Linked DNA regions of Homo sapiens: region 1 is linked to region 2. A link is a loop called in an ENCODE intact Hi-C map of the cell type or tissue named here. Cell type or tissue: B cell. All regions are shown on one strand. Region 1 has its middle 130 kb from the start of LINC01392. Region 2 has its middle 130 kb from the start of SNORA25B.

The links. Hi-C counts contacts between places; a loop is a spot of excess contacts. Peaks named below come from ENCODE experiments on the same cell type or tissue, not always from the same donor. Only the 100,000 strongest peaks of a DNase experiment are listed, where the experiment ranks them.
Region 1: a loop joins it to region 2, with 5 times the contacts of the local background. A loop is called at or near these places in 2 of 110 quality-filtered maps.

Annotation. Positions count from the first base shown.
Region 1 is chr7:115,354,005-115,359,004 of GRCh38, reverse strand. No RefSeq gene overlaps it. Among named protein-coding and RNA genes, the nearest start is that of LINC01392, 130 kb to the right of the region's middle. In B cell, CTCF peaks have their summits at 2,447 and 2,649 (motif pointing left); a DNase peak (open chromatin) is centred at 2,644.
Region 2 is chr7:115,447,728-115,452,727 of GRCh38, reverse strand. No RefSeq gene overlaps it. Among named protein-coding and RNA genes, the nearest start is that of SNORA25B, 130 kb to the left of the region's middle. In B cell, no CTCF peak of the experiment used is centred here; a DNase peak (open chromatin) is centred at 2,837.

The DNA.
Region 1 (5,000 bases), 94 kb after region 2:
ATACAGTAGATACACACATATATACTACAGTATGCACATAGCCATAGTCCGTTTATGTGTGTTATATATGTATAAGTGAGCATTACAATTCATTACAAAGGTCAAATGATGGATTATTAAGCCCATTAGAAAGAAGAATAGTTAGTTAGCTTAACAAGTGCTAGTTTGCTTATATTTTAGTTCCAAAGATTCAATATGAGTATAAGTAATATTATGCCCTAATCAGGCTTAGCTTTTCATAAACATGTCAATATGAAATATAAGCCTTACATTTTAAAAACAGTTGAAAAAATACAGCAGTGGACTTGGAGCCAGGAGCTCTGTCTTTGAATGTCCAGTCTTCATTTACAAGGTACATGACCTAAGTCTGACGTTGGGTCACCCTTCAAAGCCTCAATTACTTCATCTATAAAGAAGGGAATTGAACTAAATGATTTCTAAGTTTCTTTCCAAATCTAAGTATTAAATTCTTTTTACAAATAAACAATCTTTAAGAAAGTTTAAAATGGGGTGGCGGGAGTTTTTGAAGTATAACATCAAGATAATTAACCCATTTATTTTCTGTATTTTATGTTTTAAACTATACACTTATCTATAGGAAAATTGGGTTAAACAAACTACACATAGAACATCTAATTTTTATATCTATGAATTTCACAATGCTACATAAATTATTGTTCACATTCCTTCTAAATCTTACTTAGGAAAGAAGAGAAAAGCCTTCTTTGTGCATAGCCTGTTAGATACTTGGCAGGTAAAAGATAATGGGAAGCCCCCTGACCCAATCACAACCGTACTCCTGTATTTCCAAAGCTGATTTAATTGAATAACTTTTAGGATTTAGATGTAGTTCTATGATGATCTTTAATGTAAAGTATTTCTTTTGAATGATCTTTATCTTCTATTTAAATGAACTTGACGTGATAGCTCTTGTAGCCTGCCAAGGATCCAGGACTTACACCAGACATCCTGATCTTGTTCACACTTATGATCCAAGGATGACATTAATTAGGAGATTTTGGCTCTCTTCAGAGTGGTATTCTAGGCACCAGGTCAACTGTCTTCCCCCAACCCACTCACCTCTAGCATAATAACAATTTGAATTATGTTTCTCATAAAAGGAGGCTGGCTGGTTCACTAATTGTTCTTTGGTAATTATGCTGCAAATGGAAACCCCCAACATAGAAACATATATTCAGCGTTTGAACTGAGAGTTTGTATAGACTTTTCCACACCCTATTCTAAAGTTTCACTCTCACTTTAATTACTAACTTCTACTTGCCTTATAACATCCTAAATCCAGTCTCTGATCACTATCACCTCCTTATTGTTTTATAACCCAGTTTCTGCCGTTAATGGCATATATTATATCTGAGAGCTGCACAGAGCAGTGAATGTTCTGGTTACCCTTGGATTTATAGAGATTTACTCAAACTGCCGCCTGGTCTCTTGACCTGTCAACAGTCAGGGGCGGATCAACAGAACTCTTCTCTTCACTGTGGGTTAGACAAAAGCCACTGACGAAATTCACTTCCAACCACATAAAGTTCAAAGGCACTGGCCTGAGTGGTCCAAGTGTTTATTCAGGAACATGTGGATCTGATGAGTGTGAGGAGATTGGTGCAGTATGGCTCAGATGCAAGTCATTGAGTATAATTGATTTTTAATGGGCTGGCTACCTGCCACCAGATGTTCATCAATTAGGTACGCTTTAAAAATCAACACAGCTGCTTATTTCATGCTGACTATCCAGTCGCTGAGGTATTGTTACATAGAATAAGTCATATCCGTGCTGGGTGATCTTACTTTTTTTGCTCTTGACCAGTCATGATCTAGGCCTACAATTATTAATAGCATCTCCTTTCTCTCTCTCAAAATGTCCTGGTTTGAATAATAAATCACATGGGCATTTACCTATTTGTCACACTCTTTCATGCACTGTACAAAGTAAATTAGACATAGGTCTTGCCCTCTAGCATCAAATAATTCATGTTAACATCATACAAAAAACAGGTCTTACCTCTGAAAATCATTAAATTTCAGCACTAACAGGAACTTTGAGATTGCATTTAGTCTAATGCTTCTTAAGAACTGGTTTGTGAATTGGTGAATTAATCTTTACCAACTTGCTTCTGCTTCTCCTGAACATATTTGCAAACATCATCTCAATGTCCTCCTTTGATTCTTCCTTGCTGTTTCTCTCAACTCTTCTAGACTCTCTCTGGGGCTACCTTATTTCCTCATGTGACTAGTAAAGCTCATGTCCAGGGAAGATCTTTCTCTCCTTTGAATCAATGTCTCCTCTACAACAATCTGATTAAATGACCTTATTGTTCATTATATTGGAATGTACAATCACTTTTAGGTAAAAGCAAATATCCATCCTAAAATATTTTGTAAGATAATTTAATTTTGTATCTATAAGGAAGAAGACAGTGTTTTTATAAATGGATTTTCTACCATCTTAGTTATGTTATTTTGTTTATGTTATTTTGTATGAGAATATTAAAACTTTTTTTAAAAACTTTTAACCCTCTTCATGCTACACTGTGCTATTTTAGATAAGTGTCGACTGGATAATTTTGACTAGGTCTAGCCCAGTCCCTACTTAGGAGACCACGTTTCCCTTCTGAATCTCCATTGATCTCCAGGAAGTATTTGCCCTCTAGTGGCTGCAGGCTCTAATATTTAGCACATATATATATTTTTTACTCTTTTTAAATTTAATTTTGATATTTATCAAAATAATAGTTATAGAGGATTTAAAAAATCATATTCTCCTAATATCTGTAATGAAATACAGAAGTGCCATTTCCCATGGCAATCACTTTCAATCTTTTAGTTATTCCTTTTGCAGTTACCTTCATATTCCTAAATAATGTATTTAACTTGCTATTTTTAAAATTTTTTCTATTTTAGAATTTTTCTTCTTTTAGAAGGGGAATTTTTTTTTTGCAACAATCCTCTCACAGACATATTGTCTTTGTTCTCACAATTTTTGGTTAATTTGGTTCTCAAAATTTTTGGTTAATTAAATACCACAATTTTTGGTTAATTAAACAATCAGGGTCAATACTAGGTTATGACTTGGTAAATTTTGTTAAAGTTTGGCTGGGTAGTAAATTATGATCATATTTTCTTTTCTAGGCAATCTTTTCTTATCTCAAAAACTAGCGATTATCTTGTTGTCTCTTCAGTTTTAATTTTGTTTGTTTAGTTTTCTGTGTATCTATCATAAATTTGGCAACCCTAACTTTCTCCCAAACCTATAAATCTCTCAATTCATTCTTGGGTAATCTGTAAGTTCCTTTTTATGTTGCTTGAAATAGCCTCACGAAGAGTTGGTCCTCCTATTCCAATCTGTACCCTCAGGAAGAAGGCTTTGCTGTTGTTGCTATGGTTGTGTTTTCTCCTCTCATCCAGTGTCACTGTTGATAAATCTAACGCCATTTTGATACCTGTCCTTTTGAATGTGAACTGCTTATTTCACTCATTTAGCTTTGTTTTCTTCCACACTGGATACTCTTAGCTGTCTCTCTTTAAACCTAGCATTCTGAGATTTCATAATGATGCCCCCTGCTATAGGTCTTATTGCATTCATTGTGTTCAAAGTTATTGGATACTTTTGATTTGAAATTTACATTCTTTGTGTCCAGAATTTGTCTTTAAAATGATTTAACAGATACTATCTTTCCCCCTTTTTTCTCATTCCCTCTTTCTGAAACTTTAATTAGGCAGATGTTAAGAAAATTTGGAGACTGAATCTCTAATTTTTAAAATATTTTTTCTTGTTACATCATCCTTTTAATATTTCATTTTAATATTATCTGTTACTGTTTTACTTATAGGGACATTCCAATTTTTATCTTAAGAAATGCATATTTGTATTTTTAATGTCAAATATTTATTACATCATGATGTCGGAGTTATAGGTAATATTTATTGATTTGTCCTTCACTATATTTTTCTCAAATATTACACAATGTAATTTAAAAGTAGGTATGCAATCCATGTTTGTATATGTGTGTATGGGCCTGTGGGTATGCATGCATGCATGCATAAATTCAGGGTCATATTAAACTATTGATTTCTAATTTTGTACTAGTATCCTATAAGGTAACTGTATAACTCTTTCAGTGTTTTCATATTCAGAGTTGATAAATAACTCTGTCCATTATTTTTGCTTTATAAATACCTGTGCAATAAATATGTACAATATGTTATTAATCATTTCCTTAGATGCATTTCTAGACTGAAATTAATGGATAAACTGTTATGCATGTTTTTACGATTTTGATACAATTCCAAATTGATATACAGAGCAGTTACACAATACTTTTTAGCTTTTTATGATCAACAATTAGTTTATACATATTTCCAGCCTTTTACATTTCTTCTTTCATAAGTTATCTAGCAACATTACTTTTCCATTTTTCTTTTTGTGGCGGGGACTCTTTTTTAAAAGATATTTAATAGTCACATCTATACCCATTCTCTGAAATGCATGTTGCAAATGCACTTTATTCTAACATGAAATATTTTGGTTCTTAGTTTTGATGTTTTGATTCAAGTGTTTCTGATTTTTTTCACATGAAATAAAATATGTTGATGGATTTTGTGTTTTTTATTATATTTATATTTACACTTTTTTTAAACTTGACCTCTAGGACACCATTCTTTAATTCTTCTACACCACACATTACACATCCTCACTCTCTACTGATTTCATTTTAAATTTCATGTAAATTTATGACAGTAAATATTCTATAGGCTGAAGACACCCGTATTTTTATCTTTAGCTCCAACTCTTTTCTGAATTTCAGTCTCATATATCCAGGAGTGCCCTGGTTTAACAACCAACTTTTAGAAAAAAAGAACACATGTATAAATATACATAAGTTTATTATAAATTTTACTGATATAAAATGTGTGTAGCACATAAGTTACAAACAATAATGAAATAGACAATAATGAAATAGACAATATTATAATTTCTAATT
Region 2 (5,000 bases):
TTTGAAATTAAAAATTCAGCACGTGGTTAAAAAAACATAAATTCATTGGAAGATGAGTTTGGCGTACTGAGGAAATCAAACATATTGATGAACAAAAGATGAAGAAATAGAAAATAAAGATGTCATGAAAACTCCGAGAATAAATGATGAGAAAGTTCAATACACATCAAACAGGAGTTCCAAAAGGAATGAAGAGGAAGACTAGGGAAGAGACAATAGCTGACAAAATAATGGCTAATAACTTCTCAGAATTTAGTAAAAACAGGAGTCATCTGACTGAAAAAGGCACACTGAATCTATAGAAGAAAAATTAAAATACTGGCGAGTTATGTACTAAAGCAAATATTAAATACAGTGTTTCATAATTACATATTTAGTAATAAATGCAAATAATTACTATTTAAACTTATTACTAATATGTAATTATGAAACACTGTTAGTCCATTCTTACACTGCTATAAACAACTGCCCGAGACTGGGTAATGTATTTTTAAAAAGAGGTTTAATTGACGCACAGTCCCGCATGGCTGGAGAGGGCTCAGGAAACTTACATACATGGCAGAAGGGGAAGCAAACACATCTTACATGGCGGCAGGCAAGACAAAGAAGAATGCATGTGTAGGGGGAACTATCAAACTCTTATAAAACCATCAGATCTCACGAGAACTCACTCACTATCATGAGAATAGCATGCGGGAAACTGCCCCCATGATCTAATCACTTCCTACCAGGTGCCACCCCCGACATGTGGGGATTATGGGGATTACAATTCGAGATGAGATTTTGCCTGGGAACACAGAGCCAAACCATGTCAAACACTTTCCATGTGCCAGGTACTATGCCATTATGCTCTTAAGATACAAAGAAACAAGAACATAAGCAGTAAGGAAGTTAACACTCTGATAGGAGGAGGATCAATAAGCAAACATAGATAAAACCACAGTGGTCTCATAGAGGCTGGTAAAGGATAGTGTAACTAAGGGACTGGAGAGGAGGAGGGTCCATTGCTGTCTCACAAAGTCAGGAAGTTCTTAAAATGAAATGGGGCTTGAGCTCAGTTCTGAAAAAAGCAAATAACATGGGAGATTACTGCTTCAGCAAGTGAGAGAAATAATTCTAGGCAATCTGTACACAGGCACAATGATGTGAGGACCTGCATCATCTTCTGGGACCTGCAGATAGCCTGATGAAGCAGAGAGTGGGAGGCAGTCAGTAGTGTGCAAGAATGTAAGCAAACACAAACCAGAGTACTCCATCTGCATTTCCACTATAAGAAGATGGCACTTTGTCCAAGAGAACAGACCCATTCAAAGTGTGATCTGTGAACTGAAGCCTATCTGCAAATTTTCTTACTGGTCCTCAATGAGATAAATAGAAAACATGAGAGAAAGCATTTAGAAACTTTTATTGAAGTTTAGTATTACCAGGAAATCCAAGTGTATAACTTGGTATTTTACAAATGTATGCATCTGAGAGAGACTAGAAATTAAAAAACAAACAACAGCAACATTAAAAACTAAATGTTTAAGGTGATGAATGTCCCAAATACCCTGATTTGACAATAACATATTATATGAAAATATCAAAATATCACATATACCCTGAAAATATACACATCTATTATGTATTAATAAAAATAAAAACTGTTCTTTCTCCATAAATAGTTTGAAAGGGCTTCTGAAATATTCTAAATCAGGGAGAAACTATTACAATAAGGCAATCATCACAATTTTATATATGAGAAATATGGGCTCAGAGTAGTAATGCAAATTGCTTAAGTTCAAATAGCAAGTAACTGAGGAACAGTCCTCTTTAACTCTGATTATATCAGATATTTACACTTTATTGTGAATTTAAGCCACCCTATGTTCTTCAAGGAAATGTTAAAAATAAATATTTTCCCTTAAAGGAATTGTAAACATAACTACTAGCCATATTGGAAAAAATATAATGAACAATAAAATATTCTTTTCAAGAAAATACACAATACACATTCTATGGCTTACCCCACCTTCTTCAAAACCATACAGATTAGAGAAAATATGTATTTCCAAAAATGTATAATCATTTTGGAAAATAAGGAGGAGACACTATGATGGACTAATGATTGTGAAAATAAGAAGGAGACACCATGATAGACTAATGAATCTTGAAAACATAAAAGCAGATGAAACATAAATAAACAATAAAATCACAGCTCAGAATCGATGAAGGATGCTATTACAGCAAAAATGGAAGATGTGGCAAGGATGCTTCTTGCCCAGAAATGGTGGATACTCATCTCCGAAAGAGAAGACACAGAGGAAAATAACAAGATTAATTGAGTTGACACAGGCAGAGTAGCCAGTCTCTTGTACATCTTGAGATAAGCAGCAGCAATAGCATGTCTTGATTATCTTAACATGGAGGCAATGGAGGGGGACTTTGCTCTGAGAACAAGGACCCAGATAGATGGCAACACTTGGGAGAAGTGGGGAGAATCTGCAAGCCACAAAACTAGCCTCAGCTGTGGACATGCCCCATGGCTACTCCCGCTAAAAACATATCAAATTAAAAGCCATATGTCCTCTGCCCCTCCACTAAGCAGGCAGTGCAGACAGAATCTAGAAAAGCATCTCAACTCCAAAAAGTATGTGTAATAAAAAAATTAATAAAATTAAGGAAAGCCAATGTATTAGTCCATTCTCACACTGCTAATAATGACACATCCAAGACTGGGTAACTTATAAAAGAAAGAGATATTGACTCACGGTTCCGCAGGGCTGGGGAAGACTCAGGAAACTTACAACCATGGGCGAAGTTGAAGCAAACATGTCCTTCTTCACATGGTGGCAGCAAAGAGAGGTGCTGAGCAAAAGGAGGAAAGCCCCTATAAAACCATCAGATCTTGTGAGAACTCACTCAGTATCACAAGAACAGATGAGCAGCTTGAGGGTATCTGCCCCCATGATTAAATTACCTCTCAATGGGTTTCTCCCACAACATGTAGGGATTATGGGAACTACAATTCAAGATGAGATTTGGGTGGAACACAGCCAAACCACATCAGCCAACATCATGAGTGAGTGATGATCCACTCAAAAAATAATACAACAAAGTAAGCAGAGTTAATAAATGTAAGCTGTAGAGGACTTTAAATTGTATTAAAATTCTGAGAGAAATAAAGAATTAGCAGAGGTCACTGAAATACATAGTGTAATTTTTAGTACAAAATACAACTTCAGTTGTTGAAATGAATAACAGAATGGAGTTAGATGAGGGAAAATTAGCTTATTGGTTGAATGAGGCAAGAAGTGTTCTCAGACTACAGCATAAAAATATGCATATATGACATTCAAAAAATTCTCATGCAGGATGGGTTGAGAGTTTTTAAAATCATTTCAGTAGGAGTTTGAGAAAGAAAGAATAGATACAATGAAGAGAAAGAAAGCAGAATTTCCTAAAACTGAAGAAATATACAAGTTTTGAGATTGATGAGGTCTATTAAGGACTCAATAAAAATAAATTTCAAAAGAAAACCCTCACAAAAACAAACGAGTTTAAATAAGATAAAGTAAAAAAATAATAATAATAAAGGAAAAACCTTAGAACTTATTCAGTGTGAGAGAAGAGGAAAAATATCTATATTACCTACAAATATATGAAACTCAAACTGCCATCATCAACAATGCTTAAGAAGAATGGGCAGGATAAGCTGAGGGTGAATATTTTAACTAGTACCATAAACCCAGCCAAATGACTATTCAATGAGATTGAAATTCAGACATTTTCAGAAATACAGAGACTCAGTAAGATTACCACTACAGAGTTCTCAGAGAATACTGCTGCAAATGAAATATAGTTGTAAGGGGTAGAATAGGGATGTGAATAGCATTAATGGATGAAGTAATAAATAAAACTTCAGTTTACATAAGTAATGATTAAAAATTAGATGATATATGGGAATGTGGAAAGAAGTTAACTCATGTACATATGAAAATTTAGTAGGTTGTAACAATGGGCTGTCAAAATAAGTTACATAATAAATGGTATTGTTCACCCACATGGAAATATGTACACATCAAAATTCCTAATAAAGCCTATATGAAATTGACAAACACCTTTTTTAGAACAAAACTATAACTTCTTAGGTAATAATCTAGAAAACTATGTTTTAAATTTGAAATGGGTTAATCTATGCACAAAAGCTTAACAAATAAAAATATGTACACATGTAACTATGTATTTTAATAAAAATGCCATGGAAGTAATAGACTATCCAAAATATTTGAACTAAATGGAACAAATAAAGCAATTAACATTCAAATTATATGAATAACTACTAATAAGAAAAAAGACAATAAAAGTTAAGAGTAAGGATGAGGGCCAGGCGTGGTGGCTCACGCCTCTAATCCCAGCACTTTGGAAGGTCGAGGCGGGTGGATCACGAGGTCAGGAAATCGAGGCCATCCTGGCCAACATGATGAAACCCCGTCTCCACTAAAAATACAAAAATTAGCTGGGCATGGGGCACACACCTGTAATCCCAGCTACTTGGGAGGCTGAGGTAGGAGAATCGCGTGAACCCGGGAGGCGGAGGTTACAGTGAGCGGAGATCGCACCACTGCACTCCAGCCTGGCGACAGGGTGAGACTCTGTCTCAAAATAATAATAATAATAATAATAAATAAGATAAGGATGAGAACAGAGTATTATCTGAAGAGGGAACATGTCCGATTGATAAATATTGTTTAACCACACTTGTAATCAGAAAAATGTAAATTTAAGTACCAATTGATCTTTTTTGAATGTAAGATTTGTGAAAAAAAAAGTGTGCTAATACGAAGTGTCAGTAAAGGGTACAAGAAATTAGAATTTTGAAACAATGTAGTGGAAGTATGAATTGGAAAGCCATTTTAGATGACAATGTACAGATATCGATATTTGATTTCAATTGTTGACATACTCTGTAGAGGAACACACACATGCATGTGTATCCAAGAGAACAAACACGGACATTT